4 separate regions of the Homo sapiens genome follow, and all the other regions are linked to region 3. The links are chromatin loops, found by intact Hi-C in ENCODE. Cell type or tissue: heart left ventricle. All regions are shown on one strand.

What was found. Peaks named below come from ENCODE experiments on the same cell type or tissue, not always from the same donor. Only the 100,000 strongest peaks of a DNase experiment are listed, where the experiment ranks them.
Region 1: a loop joins it to region 3, with 2.6 times the contacts of the local background. A loop is called at or near these places in 18 of 110 quality-filtered maps.
Region 2: a loop joins it to region 3, with 2.1 times the contacts of the local background. A loop is called at or near these places in 19 of 110 quality-filtered maps.
Region 4: a loop joins it to region 3, with 5 times the contacts of the local background. A loop is called at or near these places in 24 of 110 quality-filtered maps.

What each region holds. Positions count from the first base shown.
Region 1 is chrX:24,362,241-24,367,240 of GRCh38, reverse strand. It overlaps SUPT20HL1 (SUPT20H like 1), which reads right to left. Exons shown (of 1, transcript NM_001136234.3): 1 at 1-5,000. The coding sequence starts at 4,480. The coding sequence ends at 1,817. Among named protein-coding and RNA genes, the nearest start is that of SUPT20HL1, 4.1 kb to the right of the region's middle. RefSeq lists an enhancer at 1,899-2,639. In heart left ventricle, no CTCF peak of the experiment used is centred here; no DNase peak of the experiment used is centred here; H3K4me3 peaks cover 707 bases.
Region 2 is chrX:24,369,692-24,374,691 of GRCh38, reverse strand. No RefSeq gene overlaps it. Among named protein-coding and RNA genes, the nearest start is that of SUPT20HL1, 12 kb to the right of the region's middle. RefSeq lists an enhancer at 2,411-3,186. In heart left ventricle, a CTCF peak has its summit at 3,124 (motif pointing left); no DNase peak of the experiment used is centred here.
Region 3 is chrX:24,257,472-24,262,471 of GRCh38, reverse strand. No RefSeq gene overlaps it. Among named protein-coding and RNA genes, the nearest start is that of SUPT20HL2, 54 kb to the left of the region's middle. In heart left ventricle, a CTCF peak has its summit at 2,722 (motif pointing left); no DNase peak of the experiment used is centred here; H3K27ac peaks cover 281 bases.
Region 4 is chrX:24,496,876-24,501,875 of GRCh38, reverse strand. PDK3 (pyruvate dehydrogenase kinase 3) reads right to left here. Exons shown (of 11, transcript NM_005391.5): 3 at 2,976-3,047. Among named protein-coding and RNA genes, the nearest start is that of PDK3, 34 kb to the right of the region's middle. In heart left ventricle, CTCF peaks have their summits at 2,682 (motif pointing right) and 3,481 (motif pointing right); no DNase peak of the experiment used is centred here.

The sequences.
Region 1 (5,000 bases), 100 kb before region 3:
GGCAGACAAAAACCAACTGTCTATCATCGGATGAATGTACAAAATCTGCTACATACAAACAATGGAATGTTATTGAACCACAGATAGGAATGAATTAGCAATACATTTTACAACATAGATGAACTTCAAAAACATTATGCCGAGTGAAAGAGGCCAGACACAAAAGATCACATACTGTATGACTACATTTACAGGAGATATTTAGGTAAATCCATAGAAACAGAAAGCAAATTGGTGGTTGCCAGAGGCTGGGAGTGTGAAGATGTCACGCTAGTGCTTAATGGGTACAGAGATTGCTTGGTGGGTGATGAAAATGTTTTGGAAACAGAAGGGGTAGTTGTACAACATCATGAATGTACTAAATGCCACTTTACAATTGTACTTTACAATGGTTGGTTGTTCTGTGATTACCCCTTAGTTGTTAAAAAAGAAAAAAGAAAGGGAAGACAAAGGGGCACAAAAGTTCATGGTTCTTTGAGTCTCACTGGAACAAGGGAAAAAATGAGGGAGCAGAAACAGATGAACAACTGATGATGATGCATCAACAAAGAGAAAAAGACAAAGAAAAAGACGGGGGTTCTACTTAAGAAACAAGGCTACAGATATTTGAAAAGCAAACCAATAAAATGGATTTTCAAATGTTTCACTAAATGTTTCTTGCAAACAACCTACAAAAAATGTAAATGATTTTATAAAGAGAGCACACAAAACATCCAAAAAGAGCCTTTTCAAAGCCAGTGAGAAAGCCTTGCTCTGTGGAGCACTAGGTGCAGACAGGGCCTTTGAAAGGGCAGGGGACTGTCACAAGCAAATCTGCCACTAATTCCATTCCACAGCTTTAGAGGTCTTCCATGTATTCAATCGCAGTGTGACAAGGATCACTGTATTGTACTTTTTCATTTCATTTTTCAAAATGAATGTGTAATAATTCCATTCCATATATTGTACATAAACCTATTAATCTAAATACGATTACACTCTTTCAGAATTCTTCTGAAAGAGGTTTCTCAGAATTCATAAGTCACTTTCATATATATTATGTACAGGGAAACCATTTTTAAAAAGCAATGACCTTTATGTCACATGAGACAGCAGGGATAGATCATGAGGACATTATGCCAAGTGAGATAAGACACTCATCAAATGACAAATGCCATATGATTCCACTTCCATGAAGTGGCCAGGGTAGTCAACTCATAGAGAAAGAAAGTAGAACAATGGCTGCCAGGGACTGGGCAAGGGAGAATGGGGAGCTGCTGTTCAATGGGCATGAGTTTCAGTGTTGCAAGATGGTCTCGAGATCTGCGGCACAACCGTGGGGATGGACTTAATACTATTGCACTGGGCACTTAAAATAGTGAAGGTGGTCCATTTTAGATTATATGTTTTTACCACCATTAAAATAAATTTAATCCCACTCTTCTTGTTAAAATATTAACTTAAAATTAAAATCTTGTTAAAATATTAACTTAATATTGTTGGTATTGCCATTTTACGGCTTTAGAGAAATTATACGTTTCACGAGTTTAGACTCAAACTGGTTGGGATTTGGACACTTTAAAACACTATATTAAAAATAATTATATCGACAGCAGCAATGACAACAAAAAGAGTAACTTAAGCAAAACAACGCTCCTTTAGGAAATCACTTCCGTTTCTAAAGAAAAATCAGTGGATTGTGCTTCTGTGTAAACTGTGTACTTTAAAATGTAAAATACCGAAACATGAAAAAAAAAACAAAACTCAAGTAAAAACTGGGAAATCATTTGAGTCAATGCTCCTGTGCTTTTAAAAGAGAGACAAACTACCACAAGCCTCAGGGCGCTGGAGGGGTTGGCTTGCCTTCCTTCCTCTGATCTACCAACTGGCTCCCTACTTGCACACCTGGATGTGGCTGCACTATCTGAACAGCGCCTGTTGCCAAAAACACTGGCTGCTGCAGGACTCTCAACTGCTGAGTCTGGAGCTGGATATGCTGCGGCTGCTGCAAGACTCTCAACTGCTGAGTCTGGAGCTGGATATGCTGCGGCTGCTGCTGCTGCGACTGTGGCTGCTCCTGCCGTGGCTTTGGCTGCCACTGCGGTTGCAGTTGCAGCTTCGGCGGCTGTGGCTGTGGCTGCTGCTGCCTCAAGACAGAGGGGAGCTGGACACCCTGCTGAGGAACCTGGGCAGAGCCAAGCAGACTCAACACAGCAGGCTGGGGCTGGGGCTGCAGACCACTTCTGGCTCTAGTGGGGTTCACCTTAAGAAGTTGCTGAGCAGGGAAGGCCTGCCCTTGCGTGCTCAAACCTAGTGCGGAACCCTGTGGCCCTGGCTGAGGAGGATGAGCAGCTGTGGGCTGCTGGAGCTGCTGCAGGGAAACCAGCTGATGGGACTGCTGCTGCGGGCCGGTCAGAACCGCCGAGCCCTGCGGAACCTGGAGGAGTGTCAGAGGCCTGAGACCTTCCGGAGTATTTAGGAAAAACTGAAGGGGTGCTGGAGAAGATGCCTGCACTGCACCGGGCCTTGCATCTGGTAGTGGACCTCCTGAGGACTGAAGGTCACTGCCACTGATTCCTGCAGGAGCGGGGGCACCCGAGCCAGGGGCCTGCACAGGCTTGAAACTGCTCCCCAAAGCCTGGGCTCCCTGGACTGGGCCCTCCACATTGATGGCCTTTAGGCCAGTGGAGCCTGTCCTCAACTGAATGGCTGGCGCTATTTTTATGAATTTGGTGGGGGGCTGGGCAGCTGGACAGGGCCTGCTAGCTTGAATGAGAGGCACAGAGGGCTTCTGAGAATGACTTGGTGCCGCAGAAGCAGCAGCAGCAGGAGCAGCAGCTACAGCAGGAGCAGCGGCAGGAGCAGGAGCAGGAGCAGCAGCAGCAGCTAGAGCAGGAGCAGCAGCAGCAGCTAGAGCAGGAGCAGCAGCAGCAGCTAGAGCAGGAGCAGGAGCAGCAGCAGCAGCAGCAGCAGCAGCAGCAGCAGCAGCAGCAGCAGCAGCAGCAATAGCAGCAGCAGCAGAAAATGGACGCTTAAGAGGGCTGCCTGCCTGTTGTGGGGGAAAACTGTTACCTGAGGAAATCTTTCCTGAGCTTGAGGGAAGTTGGGTGCGGGGAGGTGGATGTTTCTCTCCCTTCCCCGATACTGAAGACTGGACCCACACAGGATCAGGCTGTTCTGGTGTTTTCCATGAAGAGAGCTGACTGACACTGGCTGGGCCACTGGAGCTGTGTGACATCTTGCCTGGACCTTTGACTTTGCTCTGCACCGATTCCTGGGCCTGACTCACTGCCCTCCCAGCATCAGTCTCTGACCCAGGCCTGAGACAAGCTGAATGGTCATCTGGGAAGGGCTGCCAGGGAGACTTCTGGCTCTTCTGCCTGGCTTTTTTACGTGGCCGTATTTTACCACAGAGAAGCGGATCATTAAACGACTGCATGATGCTTGGCTTGGTGTCCCAGGCCTGACAGCCAGCTTCCAACGCAAATCCAAAAGGGTCTTCTACCTCCTGGGCTGGCCAGACTGGGAGCTGTGGGTCAGCAGCTGTGACGGACTGATACCCTTTAGCAAGTTTCTCCACATCCACTTCTGAAGGCACGGCCAAATCACAGGGTCTGCCTTTCCACGTGTCTACACAACTTCCTGCTTTAGCAATGTTCAGCTCACAAGGCTGACCTACTTTTCTTTCTTCTTTTTGGCCAGAAGTCGACACTCTCAGCTCAGGAGGAGGTGGACAGTCAGACTGCTCCTGCTGTGGCTTTACAGAGGGCCACGAATACCTCTGGAGGCACCGTTTCATCGGGTCGGTATTCATCTTTTGCTTGTTGTACAGCAGCCTGTTTGCAGTGCAGGCAACTGCTACAGAAGGATCAAGACACAGTGGTTCAGCTGTCGCTAAGATCAGCTGGCTCTCAAGCTGAAGCTTGTCTTCCTGGCTCCATTTCTGGCCATCTCTTGTCATCATCTTCACATCATGGGCTAAAGTCTGCATCGTTGGACGTAGAAGAATATGCCTGCTTTGGTAACCAGGAGGTTGCATATTACTGGACTGCCTGTAGTCACGAACTTCTACTATGACACACCCACTATGAAAAATGTTAACCGAAGCTTTATCCAGGACATCACCCAAAGCAGGGGGTAATTCTTCTGCATCCAAGTAGTCCAGCAATGCCCTTTCTTCATAAGGCAGCCGAATGGTCTCTGCAAAGGACCCATCTTCTCTCTGGAGCATCACAGAATACCCCTGATTGCCTGGGTATAGATTGACCAGTAAACATGGCAAGGACTCTCTCCTAACAAGCTTTTCTAACAAGTTTACATTGCTTCTCAATTCCTGAGGATCCTCAGGCTCTTTTCCACATTCTTCAACATAAATGTCATAAAGTTTTTCCTGCAGAGTTTTTCCCGCCCTAGGTGAGTATCTCCTTCTAGGAGGTCTCTGTTGGGCAATTTCAATGATATTCTCTGCGCGATCCAGAGCCTGTTCTAAATCTCGATCCATTGTAACAGAAAACAGGGCCCCTAAGAGGAGAGAAAACGCATGTGCGTTGGTGAAGCAGGGTGGAATCACGGCTGTCATATTAATCTACAGGCCCGCAAGATGCCACAAGTCCACACTGAGTTCAACGTGGGCATCTGCCCAGAAACCCGCCCCCAGGGAAGCGCTACCCAATCTGTTTGAGGGTTTCTGAAAACATGGGTACCTGAGGGGTCGTCGTCGTGGCCGGACTTCGCGTCTCTGCGGCCTGGAACGGAAGTGAGCGGGAGGGCCGGGGTCAGCTTCTAGGCGCGTCTGGGCACCTGCCCAGAAACCTGCCCCCAGGGAAGCGCTACCCAATCTGTTTGAGGGTTTCTGAAAACATCGGTACCTGAGGGGTCGTCGTCGTGGCCCGGGCTTCACGTCTCTGCATGCTACACCGGAAGCGAACGGGAGGGCCAGGGTCAGCTCCTGGGCCCCGTCTATGCGCATGTGCACTCGCTGCACCGCAGGTTCTGGGGCTCCTGCATCTCTAGCCTCCTGG
Region 2 (5,000 bases), 110 kb before region 3:
GAGAAGCAGACACTATTATGTGACACAGAGCCAGTCCCATGTCATAAAATTCTAATGGGGAACATTCATGCAAGTATCTATCCCACTCTCCTTGCCAGCGTGGAGGCTTGGATGAAAGACCATAATCCTAGTCTGTTTTGTTACTATAAAACTGTCCTTGGAAGTGTTATTTCTAAAGAAATGTATCTCTTAAGTTACCTGGATATCAGAGTGTGTTGCTATGTCCTGTGAAATGGCACCTATAACACCTAAAAGTCTGCAACTCTGGTTGGTCATCTTATTAAATAATGTGTTGCCCTGGTAATAATAATACGGAAATTGTCAATTCTGTTTTCCACAAGGTAACAAATATTTCGGTTAGAAGCCTTTGTTAAGTGGAAGAAGAGCTTTAGAATTTCTTTTTCTCCCTTTAGGCATTTTCAATCCTGTGATTCTGTTGGCTTCCTTATTCTTATTCTTTTTCTTTTTTCTTTTTTTTTGCAACAGGGTCTCAGGGTCTCACTCTGTCACCCAGGCTTGAGTGCAGTGGTGCAATCATGGCTCACTGCAGCCTCCTTGGGCAAGCAATTCTCCCACCTCAGCCTCCCGAGTAGCTCGGACTACAGGCACGCACCACCACGCCTAGCTAATTTTTTTTTTTTTTTTTTTTTTTTTTGAGAGAGACGGAGTTTCATCATGTTGCCCAGGCTGGTCTCAAACTCCTGAGCTCAAGCAATCCGCCTACCTCAGCCTCCCAAAGTGATGGGATTACAGGTGTGAGCCACCATGCCCCACCTGGCTTCCTAATTCAAACAGTAGAATCTGTCTCATTTAAATTACCAAGAAGATCCATGCTACGGAGCCAGCCTGTCTTAGCCCTTTCCTTCACTTCCGCTCTGCACGTACACCATGCTATAGATAGCGCCTCTTCTGCGCTGATCATCCTCCACTGTTCCTTTGCTCGTGTGATTCCTCTACTTAGAACACCTTCTTCCCGCCCCCATCTAAACCTAACAAAATCCAAGCCAAGGTCACCTGAGGGTCACCTCCTTTGTGAGGCCTTCCCCAATTCCATCCAGTAAGATTTATTTTTAATGATATTTGTCATCGTCTCCTTGATGTAAAATCATTTATTTCCCTTCTCTCTCTGAGTAGACTTTAATCCCACTGAAGACAGAGAATGTGCCCTACTCTTCCCCACCATTACCTAGCAAAAGGCCTTGCATGTAAGCATGCTCTCAATACTTAAAAAATGACATTGAAGGCCGGGCACGGTGGGTCACACCTGTAATCCCAGCACTTTGCGAGGCCAAGGCGGGCAGATCACATGAGGTCAGGAGTTCCAGACCAGCCTGGCCAACATGGCAAAACCCCGTCTCTACTAAAAATACAAAAAATCAGCCAGGCATGGTGGCAGGCGCCTGTAATCCCAGCTACTCGGAAGGCTGAGGCAGGAGAATCGCTGGAACCCAGGAGGCGGAAGTTGCAGTGAGCCGAGATGGCACCACTGCACTCCAGCCTGGGTGAGAGAGAAAGACTCTGTCACACACACACACACACACACACACACACACACACACACACAAGACATTGAAGCAGTTTCCCTACAATCAATATTAAGGGTCATCTTGATGTAATTGACCTCTAAAACCAAACCCCTCTTCTTCCCCACCATACCTTGAAGATTCTAGGGCCTGACTCATTATCATCCTCTTCAACACTATGCCAGCAGTATGAATTCTTGATGATTTTGGTATCCACATAGATAATCCTTCCAGTAGCCTGGGCCTTCAACTCCTTGACCTCCTCTCCTGCAAAGATCCTGTTAAGACATCAACCACAGGCAACCACACTACCATGGTTTTACAGTAGAACTCATCATTATCAATAACCATAAGAGCCTCCATAATCTCAACTTCAAACCTCCCACTCTCCAAACACTGCCAAACAATCATTTCAAAATAACTGGCTTCTCAGGGAGTATGAAAAAGATGCATAGCTCCAAATATCACTTGTTAAAAATCACCCCGTTCCCCTTCCCCTTCTTACTTCCAGTGGAAGTTTAACATTTCTGTAGAGGAGCCGCTTAGAGCCCAAGAGTAATCCTGCTTAGAAGAAGGCAGGGCATTAGGGGATTTGTTTTGAAGCTCTATTTGCATAACACTTTACACAGTTCTTAGAAGCATCACTTTTCCATATCAAAGAATGCGCTCCATAGCGAAGACAGGCGTAGAGAGCTAAAGTTTCTCAAGCTGCCTCCCGCTTCACACTGACTTTCTCAAGTCTTACAATAAACTCGTTAGAGTTTATCAGACTCACCCAAAACAGTCCTTCCAAAACCTGTCTCACCAGCCATAGGCCTCATCGCTTTTCCTTCTGCTCTTTCCCATTGGAAATTGGGAGGGCAAAGCCAGAGATCTTAAATAGGCAAGGATGGGAGAAGGCTGGGAAGCACTGTGTGTGTGTGTGCTCGTGCGTGTGTTCGCGCGTGCGTGTGTGCGTGCTTGTGTGCACGTGCGTGTGTGTGCTTGTGTATGTGCGTGCGTGTGTGTGTGTGCGCGCGCGCGCGCGTGTGTGTGTGGCGCTCACGCATGATAGGACTTTTCCTGTTGTCCCAGAGTTGCCAAAGGTGGAAACAAAAAGCATCAGGTGCTCCCACATCCTAACGAGGGGCTGCAACCAGCCAGCAGACACGTTCTCAGAGAGTACTAAGAGATGGCAGAACTGGCCCTATTTGGACTCTGACCGTTCCCTTCAACCACTCTTTTCCAGCCTCTGTAGCTACGGGAGGATGGGAAGGGGAGGGAGAGAAGTTGAGTGTTCCTGGGGTGGAGGGGGGAGCTTTTCTTTTCTTGGGACAGAGTAGGAAGGGGTGAGGAAAGGAGTGCTGGGACTCCCCTGCTCTCCCAAGCCAAGAGTTGTATGTAGAAGGGAGACCTCTAAGAGGGTCGCTCCTGGAGAGTCGGAGGTCTGCATGAAGGCAAAGTTGGCATCCAGTTTTACTGCCTGGGCTCGTGTGGAGCTGCACAGACCCGCAGGCCCACACTGGACCACCCTGGAGCCTTGGAAACTGTGGGCGAGCTTGACGCATATTCTTTGAGGGATGTGTTGTATGTGAACCTGGAGTCTGGTGCCCCCTTGTGGTCTAGAGACATCTGAACGTGAGCGGTTCAAAAGGTACTGAGGGGCGGTGTGCCCGGAAAGCAAATGGGAGCATCACTTCCACCTTGATCCCGTGAGCCCACAGCTTCTGAATTTGGAAAGGCTCCACAGGAAGGAGCACAGCAGGGCTTACTAAGAGAGCCGCTCTTCAAGAGGCCCCAGAGGAGTCAGAATCCAAGTGAAGTTCAACACCGTCGCCGCAGAAAAAAGAACCAGCCCCGTGCTCAGAGACCCTTCACCTCACTCAGCAAATCAGAGCATCACACCTGCAAAAGGACCATTTTCGCAGGAAGATTTCTCTCTCCCTTCTCTCGTCCTCCCCCACCCACCAGACCAGAGAATACGATATTGAAATTGTAATTGGGACTGTCAGCTTTACCAAACAAGAGAGCCCAGCAAGTCATGAGGTCCACCCAAGGTGTCATTAAAGGATGGGAAAAGGGACTTGGTGCTGCATGGTTGAAAGCAGTGGTTGGGAAAAATAAAATGGTTTCACCTGTATAGTCCACCACTGAGTTGAGACTCATCAATGCATCAGTTACATGTACCCAGGCACAAGGCATAGACTTCAGAAGCAGACAGAAAGGGAGCTGAAAAATTGTGCCACTTAATAGCTTTATTGCCTCAGGCAAGGACTATCTGAGCCTGTTTCTTCACTTGCAAGTAAGGATAATCATACCTAATGGACATTATGACTAGGTTATTAAAAGGATTAGAGGCAGCATATATAAATGAATAGAAGCTACTATTTATTGATGGATGTGTTGACACATGGAGGGGGCTGTTTCCAGTTTCCCAAGACAAAAGACAAATAAAAAGAACTAGTAAAGTAGAAATAAAAAATAAGAAGTGAGGAATGCTGAAGTGCCAACCATAAATGTAAACGCAGCGATTTGAGCTACAAATTTGGTTTTGAGTTTCCCGGCAGCTGAGGCACAAAGAGAAACCTCAGAACTTGCACAACTACAGTTATCAGAAAGGAGGAAGGATGCCTTCTCAGGAGAGACAAAGCTTTTCCTGGCTCCAAATTTCAAAAGCAACATCTCAGAAGTTTTTCTGCATTGGCTTGTAAATTACCTGAAACCTTGACTAATCTTTACCAAGGGGTTTCTAAAGCTTTAGAACTAGTGATGTAGTAATTGGGACTGGGACAAATTATTGAAGGTGAATGACCTAGATCTCTACACTCTGGATCACAGTGGTATTCTGCAGCAATTACTCTCCTATAATTCTTTAAATTCTCTCAGTTGAACTTTCCCTGCTACATTCATTGTGAGATCACCCAAAGGACAATTAGACTCACCCCTTCTACCTCAAAGAAATGTTTTTATTTCCAACTCATGCAGAAGCTTCAGACTGAGGACAGATTTAAATAAAAGTATAGATATATTTTTAGATGAAATAGCTACATTCAAAAGGCTTTTCTCTTTCCCAGATGTAATTCTGGCCTACAAAAGCCACACTGCTCTCCCTTCAAAGGCCACAGTCACCTTTCAGGGGTATTAGCACATGAAGTAAACAGCCTTTGCAAAACAGTGCTACAGGTGAGCTTTCCCACCCCAACTGCAGAGGCACCTCCACTAATCTGCAAATGCTAACGTGGGTTTCCAGGGAAGTTGCCAAAATAAGCTCCTGTCCTCCCTCACCTTTACTTTAATCCCCAAATAGGTTTTGCTTTTACCATATGGTAATTATTTCCAAATCATAAGTGCAAACACTCACTCTGATTGGAAAATTAGCAGATTTCAAACTCAGGTAATTTGTCCCTAATGAGGAACTTGTTGAACTGAATTTAACAATTAACTCGCACACCCTTTGCTGCCTGCTATGGGAGTAAAGCAGGGAAGACAGAAGGGCAA
Region 3 (5,000 bases):
GTGCTGTGATGCTTGAGCCTGTGAATAGCCATTGTACTCCAGCCTGGGCAACATAGCGAGACCCTGTCTCTTTAAAATAATAAAAGAAGGCAAAAGAAGTGAGTAGGGTATTGTGGGAGCCAAGGAGTAAAGTATTTCAAGGGGAAAGTGATCAACATGTCAAATGCTGCCACTAAGGACTGAGAAGTGACCATTGGACTTTGCAAATGTTGGAGAGCTTTTGTGACTAGGGCAGTTGCAGTTTGGTAGAGAGATGAGGTCTGATTGGGTAGGTTCATGGGAGAATAGAAGCAGAGAAATTAGAGACAATAAACAGAAGCAACTTTTTTTTTTTTTTTTTTTTTTTTGAGATGGAGTTTCTCTCTCTCTCTCACCCAGGCTGGAGTGCAATGGCACAATCTCGGCTCACTGCAACCTCCGCCTCCTGGGTTCAAGCTATTCTCCCACCTCAGCCTCCTGAGTAGCTGAGATTACAGGCGCCTGCCACCACACCCGGCTAATTTCTGTATTGTTAGTAGAGATGGGGTTTCGCCATGTTGGTCAGGCTGGTCTCAAACTCGTGACCTCGTGATCCACCCGCCTTGGCCCCCCAAAGTGCTGGGATTACAGGCGTGAGCCACCGTGCCTGGGCTTTTTTTTTTTTTTTTTTTTTTTTAAAGGCTGGAGTATTGAGCAGAGCACATACGGGCTGGAGTGCAGTGGCACAATCATAGCTCACTGCAGCCTTGAACTCCTGGGCTCAGGCAATCCTCCCACCTCAGCCTCCCGAGCAGCTAGGACTACAGGCTCACACACCACTATACCCAGGTACATTTTTATTTTTTTTCTAGAGACAGGGTGTCACTGTGTTGCTCAGGCTGGTGGTCTCCAGCTCCTGGCCTCAAGCAATCTTCTTATCTCAGTCTCCTGAGTCACTGGGATTACAGGCATCAGCCACAGGGCCTGGCCCAGAAGCAACTCTTATTAATTAATATCAAAGAAATAGTAGCACGTGTGCTGATGGGAGTGATGCGGTAAATAGGAGAAAACTGGTGATGTGGTAGAGAGGAAAGAATTGCCACAGCCTGTTCTTGAGAGGGGATAGAATCTAGCACTCAGTGGAGAGGCTGCGGTTGGCTAGGAACATAAGTCATTCGTCTTATTGGAGAGGAAGTGGAGTATCACGGGTTCAGATGCAGGGGGAAGGGAAGCTGCTGTGCTGGGAACTTGTGCACATGCTCTTCTAATAATTTCCATTTCCTCAGTGAAGTAGGAAGCAAAGTCAAGCTCAGCTGAGAGAGTGAAAATAGAGGAGGAGAGGTTGAAAGTTTGAGGAGAGAGTTAAAATATCCAGTGCTAAATTTTGCTTGGATTTCTATGCATCGAAAGCAAGCTCTTCAGTAGTTAGAGCACAAGACATACCAAGCCCAGGAGGGAGTTAAAGCAAAGTCCGAAGTACATTGTAAGATCAGTGTTGGCAGAAGGGAGGGAAGAGAGGAGTGCCAAGGACGCCAGGATGCCCGCAGCAAGACAGGAAGTACCCCAAAGTGGACAAAGGGCATACCAGGTAGGGGGCCAGAGATACCAGTAATGGGGGCCCAAGTTAGACCCCACTGTGAGGTCTGTCAGTGCCTCCAGGAAGCGATAGATAAAGGGCATTCCCTCCATTGTGCCTGTTTACTCCCTTCAAATGGAAGATGGGATGTAGAAGGTCAAGTAGGCCAGGAAGAAACATTTGTTTGCAGGGCCCCCCACCTCCAAGTGGCTGCCCCAGCTTCCCCATTAACACAGGGTGTGCTGTGATGATTATGCCTGTGAATAGCCATTATACTCCAGCCTGGGCAACATAGCCAGACCCCATCTCTTTAAAAATAGTAAAAAAAAATGAAAGAGAGAAGGCAAAAGAGGTGAGTGGGATATTGTGGGAGCCAAGGAATAAAGTATTTCAACGGGAAAATGAAAGTATTTCAAGGGAAAAGTGGCCCAGCTCTTCCATTAACACATGGCAATGGAGTGGGTGGCAGGGGGATGCTATAAGGAAGGAGAGAAGGATGATCTTCTGCACTTTAACAAGCTCCCAGTGCGAGAAGACTGTGGTTCTCAAGTGTGATCCCCAACCAGCAGCATCAGTTTCACCTGGGAAATTGTTAGAAACGCACATTATCGGGCCCCACCCCAAACCTGCTGCTATGGTTTGAAGGCATCCCCTCCAAAATTCATGTGGAAAGGGTATCCCCATGGTGGTGGTATTAAGAGATGGGGCCTTTCAGAGGCGTTAAGCCACGAGGGCTCTGCTGTCATGAATGGATCCGTGCCATATAAAAGGGCTGCAGGGAACGGCTTAGGCTTTTTTTGCCCCTCTGCCCTCTACTATGTGAGGGTGATGCTAGGAGAAGACACCATCCATGGAGCAGGCCCTCACCGGACACTAAACCTGTCGGTGATCTTGGACTTCCTTGATCTTGGACTTCCCAGCCTCCAGAACTGTGAGGCAACATTTCTGTTCTTTATAAATAACTCAGCCTCAGGTATTTTGTTATAAATAACTGAGTCTCAGGTATTTGGTTATAGCAGCACTACGAGACTAAGACATCTAGTAACTCAGAAACTCCGAGTGCAGTGAGGCCCAACAAGCTGTGTTTTAACATGATCATTGGTATGTACACCAAAGTTTGAGAAACAGCGCTTGAAGGCAGCCTGCAGCAGTTTCTGTCTGTTCTTATCCAGTACTGCCACCTATTGGGCAAGCTCTTCAGAAGCTCTGAGGTTAATACAAACATTAGGAAAAACAAAAGGGAATTTCCTTTTTCAATATTAAATAACTTTACAAACCAAAAGCAAACCCTTTGCATTATGCAAACACTAATTTTCCATGGTCACAATGAGTGTATTTAGACTCTTCTGTTTCTTTCATAAAACATTTTGTACCTGCTTTCCATGTATTCACCTAGTAAAACATAGAGTTAGTATTTTTGTTATAATATTCCATCAGGATAAAATTACGTAGTCACAGTGACCACACATTTCAAAGTAAACTGGATGCATGGTCTGGCCAAGCATAAACAGGTGAAGACAATGTGACCTGATATTTGGAATTCATACCATCTGTGGAAATCTTAGACGTTTGTTAGATCACAAATTAGTCTGTTGTTCCACGGTTTTATATGCTTGAGCTCTTTCTGGTTTTCAGTAGTTACTATCAATAAGGTAATAAGTACCATGTTACTATAGCTGGGTAGTTGTTTCTTTGGGATTATAATCCCTAAAGTAAAATCTCTAGCCCAAAATGTATAATAACAGACAGCATTATTTTAAATAAGTTAAAAAAAAAAACTAGAAATAACCCAAAGGTGTTTGCAACAACCTTATCACAACATAGTGCCAAGGAATCTTGCCAAGGTTCCTGGCTTCCCAGCATCTTTGGAAGCTTTGTTAGTCCTGCCTCCTTGGTAGAAGCCAGAAAACTTGCTTTCTCGGCTTCCTTTGCAGACAGTTCACACACGACCCAGGGCTCATCCATCAGCCATCTCAAAATCGGACTGATTACAAAGTGAGCAATGTGAAGAAGCAGGAAACACATGGAACCTACTTTCTGGTGAGGGTGGCAACGGCATCCAGAATCCAGAGGTTCTGGAATCCAGTTCTCAGTATCACAGGTGCAAGCTGTGGGTCCACATCCAGTGGTCTTCACTGGACAGCCAGTGATGCGGTTTGAGCAGTACTCCAGGCTGAGTAACATTTAAGTCCAACACTCCGGCCCTCTCAGAGATCTGTGAACTAATTTTCTTTGTTTGTTTGTTTGAGACAGATTCTCATTCTGTTGCCCAGGCTGGAACTCAGTGGCACGAACTCGGCTCACTGCAACCTCCGCCTCCTGGGTCCAAGCGATTCTCCTGCCTCAGCCTCCCGAGTAGCTGGGACTACAGGCACCCGCAACCACGTCTGGCTAATTTTTTGTATTTTTAGTACAGATGGGGTTCCACCATGTTGGCCAGGCTGGTCTCAAACTCCTGACCTCAGGTGATCTGCCCACCTCAGCCTCCCAAAGTGCTGGGCTTACAGGTGTGAGCCACCGCGCCTAGCCCGTGAACTAATCTTCTTTAATAAACTCCCTCTTGGGCCAGGCGCAGTGGCTCATGCCTATAATCCCAGCACTTTGGGAGGCCAAGGTGGGCGGATCATCTGAGGTCAGGAATTTGAGACCAGCCTGGCCAGCATGGTGAAACCCTGTCTCTACTAAAAATACAAAAATTAGCCGGGTGTGGTAACAGGTGCCTGTAATCTCAGCTACTTGGGAGGCTGAGGCGGGAGAATCGCTTGAACCCAGGAGGCGGAGGTTGCAGTGAGCCGAGATCGTGCCACTGCACTCCAGCCTGGGTGACAAGAGCAAAACTCTGTCTCAAAAATAAATAAAAATAAACTCCCTCTCTGCCTGCATGATTGTTCTAGTACTTTTGCTACATTACAAATCAACCTAAAACTTAGTGGATTATGTAGTTTAAGTAGGGTTTCTCGATCTCAGCACAGTTGGCATTTGGGACCAGATAATTCTTTGTCCTGGAGGCTGTCCTGTGTCCCTGCAGGATGTTTAGCAGCACCCCTGGTCTCCACCCACTGGAAGCAAGTACCACCATGCACCCACCTCCAAGTTATGACAATATCTCCAGGCATTGCCACACATCCCGGGGCGGGGTGCAGCGCGGTGCAAAATCTCCCCCAGTTGAGAATTACTGGCTTAAAGCAACATTCAAGTATTGAGGACTGTATTAGCTGGGAGGGTCTGGCTTAGTGTGATTCATGCAGTTGTAGTCAAATGGTAGTTAGAGCTGGACCAGTGGGGGATTGCAGCAGCGGGGGGCTGGCTGGAAATCTTTTTCTTCTCATGTAGCCTCAAGGGCTCTTCCCATGATCTCTCTGTATGAGCTTGTTTGGGCTTTGTCATAGCATAGTGACGTCAGGTTTAACTACTTGTATGGAAGCTCTGGGCTCCAAAGGGGTGTCTCAAAAAACTAGGTAATGCC
Region 4 (5,000 bases), 240 kb before region 3:
GTATCAGCATCAGCTAGAGTTTGGGGCTTAACTGAGGCACTTCTCAGGACAATCAGCAACATACAGCAAAAGCCCAAAGAAAATAATTCCACTTGGAGGAATTGATCCTAGGAAAATAACTGGAAAAGGTGAACAGCTGTTTGTTTGTTTGTTTATTTATTTATGAGACAGAGTCTTGCTCTGTTGCCCAGGCTAGAGTGCAGTGGCACAATCTTGACTCACTGCAACCTCTGCCTCCCGCGTTTAGGCAATTCTCCTGCAGCCTCCCAAAGTACCTGGGATTACAGGTGCCCACCACCACGCCTGGCTAATTTTCATATTTTTAGTAGAGACAGGGTTTCACCATGTTGCCCAGGCTGGTCTCGAACTCCTGGCCTCAGGTGATCCGCCCGCCTTGGCCTCCCAAAGTGCTGGGATTACAGGCGTCGGCCACCATGCCCGGCCAACAGATGTATTTAAAAGCTGTTCTTTAAAGCATTGTTTATAGTAGCATGAAAACTACAAACCAGTCTAAAATCCAGTGATAGAAGATCAAATTGCATGAACTATCTGAAGATGGACTATTAACATGAATATTATGAAACTATTAATAATGGTGTAGATCTATAATGTTGACACTTGTTATGTTTGTAAAAATATTTTACGCATATAAATATATGCATGCCTAGGGAAAAGCACGGAAGAAAGGAAAATAGTAATAGTGGTTGTCCCCTGGTAGTAGAAATTTGGGGTGACTTTCTTTTTACTTATCTCAATAGTCTTATTTTTCTGAAATATTTGATGAAATATTTGACGAAATATTTCTGTAACAAATACATACGTACAATGACAATAAAGATGTAAAACTCTGAAATTAGGCCATCGTCATTCACAAAAAATTTTATAATAGACAATTTGTCCTTTATGTAATACTCGTTGCAATGTATTTGTAAGTTAAATATTACTAAAGTGAAACGATTCATTATAGTAGAGAAGTGCCTCAACTTATCTGAAGTGGGGAGACTTACCTCAATGGCTCAATGCTCAGAATTCTCCTCCAATCTTCCGGGCTCTTCTAAACTCTATCATAAATGATCAACAAGCTTGTCCTCTAAGCTACTTTTGCTTTACTAAAATGATTTCCCTGCTGGTGATCCCATACAACCTCTTGGTAAACAGAAAAGGCTGCTACCATGATACTCGCTCACCTTTCACTCCTTCCTTCACCAAGAACATCAGCCTTCTCAAATGCCAACTATCATAACTAACCACATGAACCTAGGCAAGCTACAAAACTCACGGAGTGAGAGCTCAGCTATTATTGCTATCGTCAAGCACACACTGGATTCAGCACTGACAGTTTGCAAAGCAGGCTCGTGGCCATAAATCACATCGGATAACCTGTTCCAGAAACTGAGACGGGACTCCGGGAAAAACACAGCAGAAATTTAACATCGTGTATAGTCGTCTCTCAGTATCCGCAGGGGACTGGTTCCAGGATCCCCGCAGATACCCAAATCCTCAGATGCTCAAGTCCCTTATCTAAAATAGTGCATACAGCCTACTCACATCCTCTCGGATACTTTAAATCATCTCTAGACTAGTTATAATACCTGATACAATGTAAATGCTATGTAAACAGTTGATAGACTGTATTTTAAAATTTTGTATTATTTCTTATTGTTGCATTGTTATTTTTTATTGCTTTTTTTTTTCCTGAATATCTTTTCAATCTGTGGCTGGTTGAATCCAAGGATGTGGAAACTGCCAGTACAAAGGACCAACTATACTTCTACAAATTTGTTCTAAAATTTGGAGCTACAGTGGTCAGCCCTAGGTTTTAGGATTTCTGCCAAACGGTTACCAGCTAATGACTTTTGAGAAAACAAAGCTCCTGGATTGAATTCATTTAATAATCGCTTAAATGACAGCAGTGGCTTATATCAAGGAAAACGCTACATCTGGGGCTCTAACCCAATGCTTCCCTGCCTTCCACACTTCACAGATCCATCAGACAAACACCCAACAAAGTATAAAATAGGTGAGGGCTTTTGTTTTTCCTTTGAATTTTAGTTTACAACTAGACTAGAACTAGCTACTCATGGCTCAGACGTAAACATAGCTTATAGGTCCAGCTTTGCTATGAACGGTCACAATCTTGGGCAAGTCACTTCACATCTCTGAACTCAGTTTCCTTATCTGTGGATTGAGAGGACTGGGTTAAATACCTCCTAAGGTTGCTTGTATAACATGGTGTTTCCCTAGTTCTTCTTATGGAACATCTATTAAGTCAGGTGTTCAGTCTCATAACTATGTGGACTAGTTTATACTTAGAAATTTCTCAGCACAACAGGCCTACCATATGCATCCACTTACATATACATGAAACAGGAAGAAATTAATGTGAAAGGGATATTTAATTTCTCTTGGAGGGGAAAACATACTCACAGCTAGAGTTAGTGTTCCTGGGATAAATAAAAATGAATCTCATCAGCATGATAATTTGCCAGTCTGTGCATAAAGGGAGCAATAGAATTCAGGTTGCTATATAAAAAAACATACTTTTATGCCTCTCCAAAATAAAACCACTACAGTTTTTGAGCTCAAATGTAATATCCTATTGAAATTTTTTTTTTAATTGTAAAGGATTGAGTAGATAAATTCATGTATATAAAAAGGCCACTGCATTCTTAAAACTACCACTAGATGGAACATTTACTGCAGTGTTTATAGTGACTGCCCAGTTCACCTTGGGTAAAGGTATTAAGTATTAGATCATAAAAGCAAAACTGAAAGTGTCATTATTACTTTTGTATTGTGTTACATTCTTAGCTCGAATTAAAAAAAAAAAACTCAATGTTGAGTCACTACTCATTAAGAAAATGAACGCTTTTGTCCACATTCATACTCCTTGAGTCTTAATGACTTGAATTACATTTACCAAAATCTTTCTTACCTAGATATTTTTACTTTCAGCTAAGTGGTACCATACTTACTTATCCAAGACCTGTGGATCCTCAGGGCTCTTATTTTCATATTCTAAAAGTTCAAGAAAACTCTGCATATACCTAAAAGGAAAAAAAAAAAAGAAAAAGAAGAGTTACTATGTTAGTTGCCTGCCCAGCATCCACCCCTCCTCTCCCTCTTCCTAAGAACACTCCAAAATTTCACTCAGGTCTCCATCCCATCCGCATCCCCCATGTGGCTTAAGTGCATCAGGGAAGCCAGTGCCTCCAAAGATCCTGGGTGGTCCCATTTTTCTCTGGGCAATTCTATTTCTCTTGTCACTAATTATTCATTAGCCCAATAGTTTAGGTCTAAGCCTATCACTGTGTGCATTCCCCTGAACACAGGGAATGGCTCAGGAATGGACATACTGTCTCAATTCAGGCCAGTAAAATGACAGAAAAGACTCGCTAGAGGACTTTGGCAGAGAAATCAACCTGCTCTGCTTTTGTGCAGTGCTGTGTGGATTGGAAGCCTGGAACTGCTGCAGCTATTCTGCCACCAGGGGGGAATCCAGTCTGAAAATGAAGCCAGCACCATCGAAAGCAGGGCCTCGATAGCTTCATGAATCTCTGAATCAAACCAACACCAAAAGCTCACCCTACGGCTGGACCTTCTAGTGACATGAGCCAGGTTCGGTTGCATTTTTTCTACTTACAAACAGACATATCCTAACTTATATACCAAGTCTACAGTTTGATTACCAAAAATGTACTTATACATTTTAAGAAACACATGTGTGACACTGAAGTGCCTGCCAAGAACTTAGAAACTAGAAGTGAAGAAGGGTCCTTCTGAGTTAAATTAATTTCATCAGTACTTAATGGGGGAGAAAGAAGGCCAATTAAACCCTCAGAAACAGCTTCTGGATTAAGAATAGCTCCATATCTCAATCAGGGCCAGTATAAGAAACAGTCTGTCCAACATTAAAATCTGGAGAACACAGAAAAATGAGATCCAGAGAGGCCCATTAGTGCAGCAGCTATATCCAGCCAGGATCTGTTGGATCTGGTGGGGATTCAGATATTCCAATTAGAGATATGTGATCTCTATTTGGGGTTTTAACATGTCCTGAAAGAATTATCCCTTTATTCTAATTATTTCTAAGCTTTAATTGCCACTAATCCTATTATCTACACCTTTGGATAGAGGATGAGGACACTCTAGTAACTAAAAATGACTGTTACACATATAAATACTCCAATGAGAATGCCACTTGATTCATCAGCTTCATGTGAACTTTGGACAATGCATTTGATACTAATGAATGTTCATTGATGGACATACTTTTTAAAAGTCTCTGGGGGCTGGGCGTGTTAGCTCACGCCTGTAATCCCAGCACTTCGGGAGGCTGAGGCGAGTGGATTACTTGAGGCCAGGAGTTCAAGACCAGCCTGGCCAACATGGCGAAACCCCGTCTCTACTAAAAATACAAAAAATTAGCTGGGCGTGGTGGCACATGCCTGTAGTCCTAGCTACTCGGGAGGCTGAGGCAGGAGAATCGCTTGAACCCAGGAGGCAGAAGTTGCAGTGAGCCGAGGTTGTGCCACTGCATTCCAGCCTGGGCGACTGAGCAAGACTCCATCTCAAAAAAATAAATAAAATAAATAAATAAAAGTCTCTGGGCATATAAGGCTATGGATTAGATATTGTTAAAATCATTGGGTCAAAACGCCAAGAGGTCAAAGCCAGCCAGCCCCAGTGATGCCCTCCGCCCTGCCACATGCAAGCAAGCTAGGTAGGCATCCCGTCCTTTCCAAAGGGGACAGTTGGAGAAAGTCATAAATAGCAGGGAGCCAAAGATTATTCTGGGCCAGGTGCGGTGGCTCACACCTGTAATCCCAGCACTTTGAGAGGCCGAGGCAGGCGGATCACAAGGTCAGGAGATCGAGACCAACCTGGCTAACACAGTGAAACCCCGTCTTTACTAAAAATACAAAAATTAGCAGGGCATGGTGGCGGGCGCCTGTAGTCCCAGCTACTTGGGAGGTTGAGACAGGAGAATGGCATGAACC